2 separate regions of the Homo sapiens genome follow, and region 2 is linked to region 1. The links are chromatin contacts, found by Hi-C or POLR2A ChIA-PET in ENCODE. All regions are on one chromosome and are shown on one strand. The core of a region is the stretch at or near the end of the contact, and the rest is flanking DNA. Distances in the headings are between cores, read along the strand shown. Region 1 holds the start of TMEM14B-DT (TMEM14B divergent transcript). Region 2 has its middle 120 kb from the start of TMEM170B.

The links. Hi-C counts contacts between places; a loop is a spot of excess contacts on that map. ChIA-PET counts read pairs that join two places held with the same protein, here RNA polymerase II (POLR2A). Pooled maps may share reads with other maps.
Region 2: a loop to region 1 is called in a pooled map, with 1.8 times the contacts of the local background. The contact joins the enhancer-like site here to the promoter of TMEM14B-DT in region 1. A Hi-C loop is called at or near these places in 1 of 50 pooled maps. POLR2A ChIA-PET finds 5 or more read pairs at or near these places in 2 of 52 experiments (OCI-LY7 and activated CD8-positive, alpha-beta T cell).

Annotation. Positions count from the first base shown.
Region 1 is chr6:10,744,414-10,750,441 of GRCh38, forward strand. It overlaps TMEM14B-DT (TMEM14B divergent transcript), which reads right to left and starts at 3,171. Exons shown (of 2, transcript NR_187231.1): 1 at 3,048-3,171. It overlaps TMEM14B (transmembrane protein 14B), which reads left to right and starts at 3,392. Exons shown (of 6, transcript NM_030969.5): 1 at 3,392-3,468; 2 at 4,789-4,855; 3 at 5,209-5,285. The coding sequence starts at 4,833. RefSeq lists an enhancer at 2,952-3,001 and silencers at 3,122-3,351, 3,186-3,406, 3,362-3,421.
Region 2 is chr6:11,410,897-11,416,924 of GRCh38, forward strand. No RefSeq gene overlaps it. Among named protein-coding and RNA genes, the nearest start is that of TMEM170B, 120 kb to the right of the region's middle. Within about 2 kb of position 3,000, at least 3 of the 41 ENCODE cell types and tissues checked have a DNase peak (open chromatin) inside an H3K27ac peak, as active enhancers do.

The sequences.
Region 1 (6,028 bases), core at 1,921-4,420:
ATTAGTGAAATGTTGAGTTTTTGAATGACACAGGGCCCATGATGTCAACTCAATTTTTCATTTTTCTTTTCTTTTTTTTGGAAATGGAGTCTCCCTCTGTCACCCAGGCTGGAGTGCAGTAGAGTGATCTCGGCTTACTACAACCTCTGCCTCCTAGGTTCAAGCGATTCTTCCATCTCAGCCTCCTGAGTAGCTGGGATTACAGGCGTGCACCATCACACCCGGCTATTTTTTTTTTTTTGTATTGTTAGTAGAGACAGCGTTTCACCATGTTGGCCAGGCTAGTCTCGAACTCCTGACCTCAGGTGATCCATGTGCCTCAGCCTCCCAAAGTGATGGGATTACAGGCGTGAGCCACCGCTCACAGCCTATTTCAGATTTTAAAAGACTCTTCACTGCAAGAAACAAATGCAACTCTGGATGTCCTAAGCTTCAACAGAGGACGTGGGGGTAAGTACATGAGAAGGACACAGGTGTATCTGGCTGAGGCCAAGGCAGGAAGAACCAGAGCCAGGGTACAGCCAGGGCAAACTGTACATGTGGCCTTTGTTCTCCTGTCTGCCGACCACCCCTCTCATTTCTCACTCCACATCTACTTGTCCATTCAACACATGTTTACTGAGTACTGGTTATGGGCCAGGCACTGTGCTAAATGCTGCATAAATATCATCACTCCCATGAAACAAACATGCAAAAAAGGGGGAGGTAGGCTCTACGATGATTAAGCCAGTTACAGAGCAGGTTAGCAGGGAATTGTCATGGAAGGAAAGATGCTGTCGGGGGAAATGCAGATGAGTTGAAGTTTTAAATCAGGTGATTAGGGAAGGTCTCTCTGAGAAGTGACATTTGCGTAAAGACAGAAAGGAGGAGAGGGCGTGAACCAGGAGATTGTCTGGGGAGGCGTTCCAGGCAGATGAAGCAGCTGAGGGCAAGAAGGAAACACAAGTGAGGGGGAAAGAGAAGATGCTGATGTCAGGGAGGAGGATGTGTGGGGCTTTGCAAAGCACTGCCTGAGAAAAGGGGTGCCACCAGAGGGTTTTGGGGAGAGAAATGGCACAGTCAGACTTCTAACCCAAGTGCTCTGGTCACTGTGTTGAGAACAGACTAAGAGACAGAAAAAAGACTCTTCACTGCAAGAAACAAATGCAGAGTTAGGACAGCTCTGCCATTTGCTGTGTGACCTTGTAGTCTGTGCCTCAATTTCTTCCATGTGTAAAGCAGGAGATAATCATAGTCGTCACTGCACAGAGTTGGTATGAAGTGTAAGTTAGTTAACATATGTAAAGCGCTTCCAACAGTGGCAGATAATAAGAACTGCATATGCTTCTGCTAATATTTTTATGGCTCCAATGAATATGATCCAGAAGTAGATGGCAGATAGGTTAGGTTAAGAAAATAGGCGGTTTTTTTTTTATGATTTCATTTATTTCTTGGGGAAAGAGTTATTGACCTTGCTCTTCAAACAAACCTATAAAATACTCCCAAAGATGTAGAAATTGGTATTGTAGACACTTGATAGACATGAATTACCTGGGCAGACTGCAACTTGGGATTTGTTTTTGACGTTTTTGTTCAGGGACTTCTTAATTTGTAAAGTCAACACATTCAGGCTCCAAAAATGCTAAACTAATGCTTACATTGAAGCTCAATTCCCTTTCTTCATGAGCTCTTGTGTTGTGGGAGATGATCTCTACTGCTCTTGCTGTGTGAGTACACACCTGTGTGTGTACCTGTGTTTGTCTACCAGACACAATTCTTACTCAAAGCCTCTTTGTGGGAAAAACAAAACAAAACACCCAAACCTACTGATAGGCCTCAGTGACCAAAGACTAGAAACTTAACATTCCCTGACATAATTTTGATTACACCCTTTTGACACATTTGTGTTCCAGGGTTCCGATAATTCAGTGGGCCCCCAGTGAAGAGCTAAGCTATCTCCTAACAACGTTAATGCCAACTAGAAATATTCCCAAACACAAATCATTGATTGTTTTACTCTGGTACTAATTGAAATAGAGCAGAAACCAATTTCTTTAATTTATTTTATGACATGTTTTGATGGACTTTACCTACACAGAAGAGCTATGTGTTCTGGTTGAGGAACGACACTGCAAGAAGCAGCATATGGTAGAATTAAGGACGCAGGCTTTGACATTAGACCTTACTTTAAATAATAGCTCTACCAGTGACCAGGACTGTAGGTAATTTAATTCTCTGAGGTTCAGCCTCTTCAAGTATAAGGTGGGGAAGGGCTCGAGGATCATGGTGGATGATCCTAATTAAGGTTTGAGGCTTGCACCTGCATAGGGAAGAATGAGTCCCTAAAGCCATTCCCTGCTGGTTAAGACAAGTCTCATTAATTGTTCAGGAAAGTCTTCAATTAAATTGAAGGTCTGGCATACTGCAATTCCTGCAAGTTCTTAGTTATTATCAGCTCTGGCTGGTTAGAAGCAGCTATGATAAACACGGGCTTCAATTTAGCTATCTGGAAGGTAGGTGCTGCTGCAAGTGGAAAGTTTGTCTTTAAGAATATGCGCTGCAATTTGCTTTATTCACTGATGATTATATTGATCGGAGTTGTCTATGTTGATACTTGTAGGGGATGAAGGAGAGGGAGAAGTCAACGATGACAGCAAATTTTAGTGTAGAGCAACTGAGCGAATGGTGGTGCAGGAAACACAGAAGAGGAGCGGCTCGGAAGTGGGAATGGAGATAACATCATACTGTGGACATTCGGAATCCACAGAGCTGCGTGGAAATCAGATTTAACTTGCTCTCTCTCCCCATTTAAGATGCTTCTCAAGTAGCCTCACTCCCTAAAACAAACGGATATTTGGCATTGCGCCACATTATTCTGCAGCTGCCATATTTTCTTGCAGGTGGAAGGCAGGCCCTTCCTGGTGTAAACAAACAAGATCGGGCCAGAGTGACAATCCTCCCTGATGGCCCGCACCTGGTTTATACCCTCTATTAATGGGGTCCTTCAAAATCATCAGATGCCCTCCTCCCGCAGCGGTGGCCTCCACCTCTGGCCTGGCCCAGCTTACGTGGTCCAGCTTGTGCAAGATCCAATTCCAACTCCGGGTTTCCGGCTTTTGGCCACTCAGGATTGGACCTGGGACTGGAGCTGGTCGGCCCTGCAGGTGCTGGGCCTGGGGACTGAGGAAGCACAGAGATTCCCCGCCCGGTTCCCCGCCAACGGCGCTAGCCGCGATGCCCCGCCTCACTCCCCGCCCCCGGGATGCAGGGCGCGTGCTGGTAATCCGCGGCTCAAGCCCCGCCCCCACTGTCCCCATTCTCCGCTCACCTCTCTCCAAGGACACTGCGCACGCGCCACGACGTCCCGCCTTTCTCCCCGCCCTGCCGCGGCCCCGGGGCGCAGCGCGCACGCAATCGCGTTTCCGGAGAGACCTGGCTGCTGTGTCCCGCGGCTTGCGCTCCGTAGTGGACTCCGCGGGCCTTCGGCAGGTCGGTGCAGGTCTTTGGAGAGTATTGTTTTTATTTTCTGCCACTTTTAACTTTTAGGGATTATTTAGGAGTTTCACGGCCGTCTGCTTTTCGTCCCCCCGATTCAGCGGGCCTTTATGCCGTGTGGTCGGTGCTTTTCTCCTTGGGTATTTTCTGCTTGTCTTAAAAGAGGCTGTGGATGCTCGGAGCACCTGAGCTCCTGAGGCAAAGGCTTACCCTTGTAGCATAGTGTTGCCTCGTTTCCTGGTGGTTTTGTTGCTCCAGCTCTTTAAAAGCCTCCCTTACTCAGTGCCGCCTCGAGTTAAGAACTGTGGGCAAGATCCCAAGCCCGCTGCCCTTCCCCGTTTTATGGGAAATTAATTCTTTCTTTTTTTGGGGGGTGGGGAGGGGTTCTCGCTGTGTCGCCCAGCCTGGAGTGCAGTAGCCTGAATATGTCTTATTGCAGCCTCTGCCTCCTGGGCTCAAGCCATCCTCCCACCTCAGCCTCCCAAGTAGCTGGGATTACAGGTGCATGCCATCATGCCCGATTTGTGTGTGTGTGTGTGTGTTTTAATAGAATATGGGTTTCACCATGTTGACCAAGCTGTTCTCGAACTCCTAACCTCAGGTAATCCGCCTGCCTGGGCCTCCCAAAGTACTGGGATTACAGGCGTGAGCCACTTTGCCTGGCCTAATTCTTTAAACAGAATAAACGGCGTATGCATTGCTTTCCATCTTGTTAGGTTCACTGCATACAGAATACTTTTCTGTAAGAAAATAGGAGCTGTTTTTCCAAGGGTGCAATGTCACATGTGATTCTGACTTGAGTTTCCGTGTATTTTACCCTCCCCTTCTGCCCTCCTAACGAGAACTGTGAGTTGGATGCAGAAGTTTCTAAAAAAAAAAATTGAGTATTGAAATTGGCTGTTGCATCAGTGAAGAAAAGCAACATCCCTACCACCCCTCAAAAGAGACATTAAAGTAGTTGGATTAAGGGCACGGGAGTATTTGCTTTCCGATTTAGTGATAATGTGAGTGCTTAATGAAATGACTAACACATTCCCTGATTATAGAGCTGGTCAGTGGATCTTGCTGAGTTTCCTGTGGACCTATGTGAAATGATCGGCATCTGTTCAGGGTTTACTAGGTGCTAAGCACCTTTACATGTGACATCCATTGAATGCTCACAACACCCCCAGGAAATTGGTACCAGTGTTATCCTCATGGTACAGTGAAGGATACTGAGACTTAGGTTGCATAGCCTGCAGGTTGGACACACTTCTTTCTGACTGCTGGGGAGCTGTGCTTTTAACCACTGCTGATCCGGCTTGTTTTCCCCAGATGCAGGCCTGGGGTAGTCTCCTTTCTGGACTGAGAAGAGAAGAATGGAGAAGCCCCTCTTCCCATTGTGAGTAGACAGTAAATGGTTAGAGAGTAGCCAGGAGCTTCTGGAAACCAGAGTTCCTTTCCTCAGCTGAAAAGAACCCTAAGAGTAGACTGCCTGGGATGGCGTGCGGGATGGGAGGATCACTGGACCTGTGGGCCAGAAACTTGGGTTTGAGTCCCAGCTCTAGCTTTGCTTAGTTGTGTGACTCTCAGAAAGTCATCCAACCTCTGTGGTGCTTATTTTCAGTGATAGTACCTGTGGGCACATAGGACCTGTGGGGAATGATTACCTTTTAGCCCCATCCTATGACAATATGGTTTGTTTTTAAATCCAGGTTAGCACTGACTTCTCACTGACTTCTCTTGTGTTTTCAGAGTGCCTTTGCATTGGTTTGGCTTTGGCTACACAGCACTGGTTGTTTCTGGTGGGATCGTTGGCTATGTAAAAACAGGTAGGGTTTTGTTGTTACTTAGCCTCTTAACATCTTCACGTTGTTCCAGTGAAATGTGAGTGCCTGTGTCCCTGAGAAGCAATCTCGTTTGACTCAGCTTTGCTGTAGGTCCCCAAGCTGGAGTGCAGGCTTCCTTGTCAGTCTTGCAGCTCCTGCCCTTGCCTTTTGCTTATCTGGTGAAGCTGAGCCAGGCCTCTTGTGGAATTACTTATTTTTGCCTCTTTATCTAAAGGTAGGCAGGGGTGGTTGTAGTTTGTTATTATCATTGACTGCCATTCATCAGCCATGACCCCCAAGTGCCATCTCTGGGCTTAAGTAGGAGTCAACCTCTGGCCTACACAGACTGGTATTTTGAAGTTTCCTCATTAGGCCAGGCAGGGGTGTGTCAGTGGCTGTGCTTGTTTTTGCCCCCTAGTCCTTGCCTGCATTCCCACCCCAATCCCTGCACCAGACTTCTTATTCTCCTGATCTTCTATTTTTTTTTTAACTGCCTGGCCCTATTTCCTTCTGCTTTTGTGATTTGCTGGAGGTCCTGCCTGTACACAATTCCAGCCCTTCATGGTTGATGAGGCCTGATTAGAAAGTGTTGTACTTGAGCGAGTTAGAGAAAACGCCACACTTTGAGACGAATTAAGAGTCTGTTTATTTAGCTGGGGCCTAAAAGACGGCTAACACTCAAAGTTCTCTCGGCCTTGAAGAAGGGGCTAGATTTTCTTTTATACTTTGGTTTAGAATGGGGTGGG
Region 2 (6,028 bases), core at 1,750-4,249, 670 kb after region 1:
CATCCTATTTCTGAATAGATCTGGCAGGATTTTCTTAATAAAGTGTTTTATTATTATTCACTGATGTCCCGGGAAGATAGGCCAGCCTCAGCCTTTAGATTTAATTATTTCCTGGTAGCTACTTACATAAACTCTGAGTAACAATGAAAGTCCATGCCTGGAACCTATTTTCTACTCTGAGTCTTCTCACTTGCCCACTCACTGCCAGCTTCACAGAGGCACAGTCTGAGCACCAGCTCTCTGCAGAAGTGAAATACAGTGGAACGTGGGGATGAGAAGAGGAGAGCAGCAAGAGTAGTTTCACTGGGTTAACTGATCTGTATCAACGTCCTGGGCTGGAGAGAATCAAGTAATGGCATGATGAGCCTTAGCATCTTAGCTGCTCACATATCACATTATTCACATCCACTTGGCTATATGAATTTTCTTTATAAAATAATATGAGAGGCCAGGCATGGTGGCTCATGCCAGTAATCCTAGCACTTTGTGAGGCCAAGGCGGGCAGATTGCCTGAGCTCAGGAGTTCGAGACCAGCCTGGGCAACGTGGTGAAACCCTGTCTCTACTAAAATACAAAAAAAATTAGCCGGGCATGGTGGTGGGCACCTGTAGTCCCAGCTACTCGGGAGGCTGAGGCAAGACAATTGCTTGAAACTGGGAGGTGGAAGTTGCAGTGAGCCGAGATTGAGCCACTGCACTTCAGCCTGGGCAACAGAGCAAGACTCTGGTCTCCAAAAAAAAAAGAATATGAGATATAAAATCCACATCATATTGCCTGAAAGAAAATCGCAACACACATTAATTAGATTCTTGGCAAAAGACTGAAAAAAATGTCCCAGAACTGTTGAAGCAAGTTATTTTTAGACAACTTTACTCTAAAATATGTTGGTTCCTCTGAATGAGTTCACAGCGTATACTGCATACCCCTTTGGTCTGATCCTCTTGAACAAAAACACCTCCATTTTTCCTTTTTATTACATAATAAAATAAAATGAGCAGTCTCCCAGCGCCATCCCAGAAGTACTCCTCCACTGAATGCTCTTTTTTTGTTGGCTTCTATCTACACATTTGCCTTCCTGTGAACCCTTTGCCCTACTTTTGTAACCTAAAGACATTAATAGAAACTTAAGTTCTTTCCACCATTCATTTTGTTTTTTGGTTGTCCCCATTTTTAACTCATGAGGTCACTCTGTGTTTCATCAGATTTCCTACACTGCAGCCTTCTGCTATTTTTCTACTAGAACAGCCGAGGACTAACACTTTATATGGCATTGCAAGGGAAGAAGGATTAAGCCATTGGTAGTTGCAGAGATCTGACTTGGTGATAAGAGATCTGCCAGTGATTAGAGACCCCACCTAGTTGGTCTTAAAATGGAATTAGTCCAGATGGTGCCAATGGGAATTAAGGGACTGCATGGTCCCAGAGCAAACACAATACCTGTCTTTTGGATGCTCTTAATCTCAGGGGCAAAGGAGGGAAATGGGGCTTTCAGAGGCTGAGCCACACATTCCCCCGTGATTATAGTGGTAAATACTTGTGATTTAAAGTGACTGTTTATCAGATACTAGAAATGTCTTTTAAATCCTTAAAGGAGTATAAAGGTCTGTTTGAGAGTCACGTGTTATGGAAATTAACAGGAGTTTTAAAGTCATTTATACATATTTCTGAGACTGCATCTACAAAGGTTTTCAATAATCTTCATTAAATATATATCTTTGGGACGAAACACAAGATTCATCTAGAAAACATGACTTGCGGATAAATATGTTTTCTTTGTGTACCTTTTTTGCTTACAGAACCTCTTCTATGTATAGCTGGACAAATTTCAGGCGCTATATGCAAATAGGCATACCAAGAGTGCTTACTTCTTTGTTTCCAGTTTCCTAGAATTTGGCATCAGAGTTAAAGTAGATTCTTGGTAAATGTACTGTTTTTAGGTACTAGGAAAATCAGAGGCTGTCTGTACTCACAAGGTTTTTCCCCTTAAATTTGTCCTTATCAACTTGTCTGATGACAGGAGGGGCATGGTGGCTCATGCCTGTAATCCCAGCATTTTGGGAGGCTGAAAAGGGAGGATTACTTGAGTCCAGGAGTTTGAGAACAGCCTGGGCATCATAGCAAGACTCTATTCTACCAAAAAATAATTTTTAAAAATTGTCTGATAACAGATCAATGTCCAGTCTTCAGCTTTAAGCTCAAATCTTTGGTGAAATGCACATAATCTGACTGAAATATTTTTTTGTATTGTTATTCATTATACTTTAATGTAAATGAACATTCTCAGAGACTTTGACAAGGAGTGGAGAGGAAAGCTCAGGGGACTGAGTTGCTGTGGGTGATAATGAGGAAAGCATCTCTGAGAGTGAAAATGAATACATCCTGACAGCTTAGTTCAACAGTTATTCATGGGGTGGCCTTGCTCTCGTTCATGAAACTAGTGCATTTCCTTCAAAGGGGAGGAGCTTCCAAACTTTAACATGCTATGTGTGCAAATAGGAATGGAATATATAGTGTCATGGAATCTAAGTCCAGCTGCCATTTTTGGAGGCTCCCTCTTGTGGGCATGCACCCATCTATGTCAATGTGGGCAAATCAAACTTGCCGCCATTAAGAAGTCTTAGACGCGTGCATATAATGCACGTTCTTCATGGTCAACTTTCTTACTGCTGGATGACAGAATTGACTTTTGAGGCTGAATGATGCCAAAATTTCTTGTCACATTACAGAGTTTGCATGTAGTTTTCCTTTCTTTCGATATCTTTGGTTTTGGTGTCAGGTAATACTGGTCTTATAGAAGAAAGCCTCTCATCTTTTATTTTTTGGAAAAGTTTACGAAGGGTTGGCATTCTTCTTTAAATGTTTGGTAGAATTCACCAGTGAAGCCACTTGCACCTGGGCTTTTCATTGTGAAAAGTTTTTGTTGTTGTTGTTAATTTTTATTACTATATGTGTAAGGAAAAAGAAAGATTAGTGGTTGCCTAGTGACCTCTAGGTAGTGACTAATTGCCTAGTGATTTCTAGGAGAAGCTCAGGGTTTCTTTTTGGGGTGATGAACATATTCTATAATTAGATTGTGGTAAGGTTGTGTAATTATGTGAATATACTAAAAATCACTGAATTGTTCACTTTAAATGAGCGAACTAGTATGTGAATTATATTTTTGTGAAGTCATTTAAAAAACAGGTATTGATTCTTTTCATCCTCTCTACTGCTTCTCTTGTTTCTATATTATTAATTTCTGCTTTCTTAAAACTTCTTTAGATTGCTCTTTCTTAAACTTAATTATATTTACTTTATTAATTAATTTAATTAAAATTACATGTTTACCTTTAAGAAGCACTTACAGCTAACATTTTTATAGGTAGTACTTTTATTCTGTTGTAAATATTTTTTAATTCTGTCATAAATGTCTATGTCCCTAAAATCATAGGCTTAAAATACGTAGGTATTTGAATATTTTGCAACATTTACTGTGATTTCCCTTTTTGTCCTCATGAGTTACCTAAGAAGACATGTCAAAAGTTTTCCAGATATGTTTGTGTTTCCTATCTCTTAGTGAATTTCAATTTTTGTTACCATGTGTACTTATCTTTACTCTTACTAATGCATTATGTCTGAAATTCTATTTTGTCTAATACTGATATTGTTACACAAAATTTCTTTGCTTATGTTAAAATAAAAACTTTAGACTAATTAAATTTGGCAGACTTTATTTGAGCAAAGAAAGATTCATGAATCAGGAAGCATTCAAGCCAGAAGGGGTTCAGAGAGCTCTGCCTAGCAATGCAAGCAGCAAGCTTTTACAGGCTGAACACAGAAGCAAAGTAGAGAAATCACCTGATTGGTTACAGGTAAACTTCAACTTTATTTGAACCTGGTGTGATGTGGCACTTTCCTGTTTGGGCATGGCATAATGAGTTGGCTGCCTGTGATTGGCTGAAACTCAGCTATTTGTTGAACTCCTAAATTAAGTTTCAGTTTGTTTACGCACTAAGTTAGGTTGCAGTTTGTTATGTAGGAATTCAAAGAATCAACACAGCCTCAGGCTAATGGCCTTCTACTTATTTAACAATTATTAATTGCAAGTTTTCACTTTTCCCATTACTTTCAATCTTTCTGTCTGATTGTGCTGGAGATTTTTAGTGTTTCTTATAGACATCAACTAGCTAGCTTACAAAGCTCTATCTGTTAGTTTCTGTCATTTATCAGATGCATTTAATTCATTTTCACTGTCATAATCACTGATATATTTGCATTTATTTCTACTACCCTATTTTCCTTTTACTATCCATTTTTATTGGATTTAAAAAATGTATTTCCATGCCTTCTTTTGGATAAAGCTGTTTTTTAATAATATCCTTCATGAATATTACCCCCCACTGTTGGCTTGGAAGCATTTCTATCATTTTAAGGTATTTCAATTACCATCTCTAATCTTCAACTATAATATTTTTCCTAACATCTAAATTTATTGAGAAAATTCCTGAATGTTACAAAACCCCTGGGTATATTTAACTACCTATTAAATAACTACCTCCTAGAGATTTTAAAGATTTCCCAAAATTGCTAAACTAGCTTTTAAAATTGTCAACATTAAATTAATAAACCGACAATTTGTTAATATTGTGTTTACCACTCTTTCTTGTATCCTATGTGCCTTCCCTCTGGGTCGACTTTTCTTTTTGCTTAAATATATCCTTTAATATTTGTGCTCATGAGCATCAATTAATGGTAAACTCTCTAGGCTCTTTAAGAGTCTAAAGGTCTAAAGTTGCCTTTGTCTTTTTTTTTTTTTTTTTTTTTTGAGATGGAGTCTCACTCTGTTGCCCAGGCTGGAGTGCACTGCTGTGGTCTCGGTTCACTGCAACCTCTGCCTCCCAAGTTCAAGCGATGCTCCTGCCTCAGCCTCCTGCGTAGATGGGACTACAGGCACGTGCCACCACCCCCAGCTCATTTTTTGTATTTTTAGTAGACACAGGTTTCCTCCGTATTAGCCAGTACGGTCTCAATCTCCCAACCTTATGATCCACCCCACCTCAGCATCCCAAACTGATGGGATTACAGGTGTGAGCCACCCCACCTGGCCTATTTCTTCTCATTTTTTAAATCATAGTTGGGGAATAAAACTTTAGTCTGAGTTAATTTTACTGAACATTTTGAGCATGATTCTTTCCTGAAATCCTCTGGTGACTGAAATCAGTGGGTTCTTGGTCTCCCTAACTTAAAGGGTAAAGCCGCAAACCCTTGCAGTGAGTGTTACAGTTCTTAAAGGTTGTGGGTCTGGAGTTTGTTCCTTCAGCTGTTCAGACAGGTTCAGGGTTTTTTCCTTCTGGTGGGTTCGTGGTCTTGCTGGCTTCAAGAGTTAAACTGCATACCTTCCTGATGAGTGTTATAGCTCTTAAGGTGATGTGTCTGGAGTTGTTCATTACCCTTTCACGGTCTTGCTGGCTTCAAGAGTGAAACTACAGACCTTTGCAGTGACTGTTACAGCTCACAAGAGCAGTGCAATGCTGACCCAAAGAATCAACAACATCAAGATTTATTTTAAAGAACCAAAAAACAAAGCTTACACAGAGTACAAGCACACCCAACCAAATTGCCACTGCCGGGCTGGAGCAGCCTGCTTTTATTCCCTTCTTTGGCCCCACCCACATCCTGCTGATTGGCCCATTTTACAGAGAGCTGATTGGTCTGTTTTGACAGGGTGCTGATTGGTGCATTTACAATCCCTGAGCTAGACACAGAGTGCTGATTGGTGCGTTTACAATCCTTTAGCTAAACACAAAAGTTCTCCAAGTCCCTACTAGATTAGCTAGACACAGAGCATTGATTGGTGCATTTACGAACATTGAGCTAGACACAGAGTGCTGATTGGTGCATTTACAATCCGTTAGGTAGACACAAAAGTTCTCCAAGTCTCCACCAGATTAGCTAGACACAGAGTGCTGATTGGTGCATATACAATCCTCCAGCTAGACATGAAAGTTTTTCAAGTCAGGACTTGACTCAAGAGCCCAACTGGCTTTGC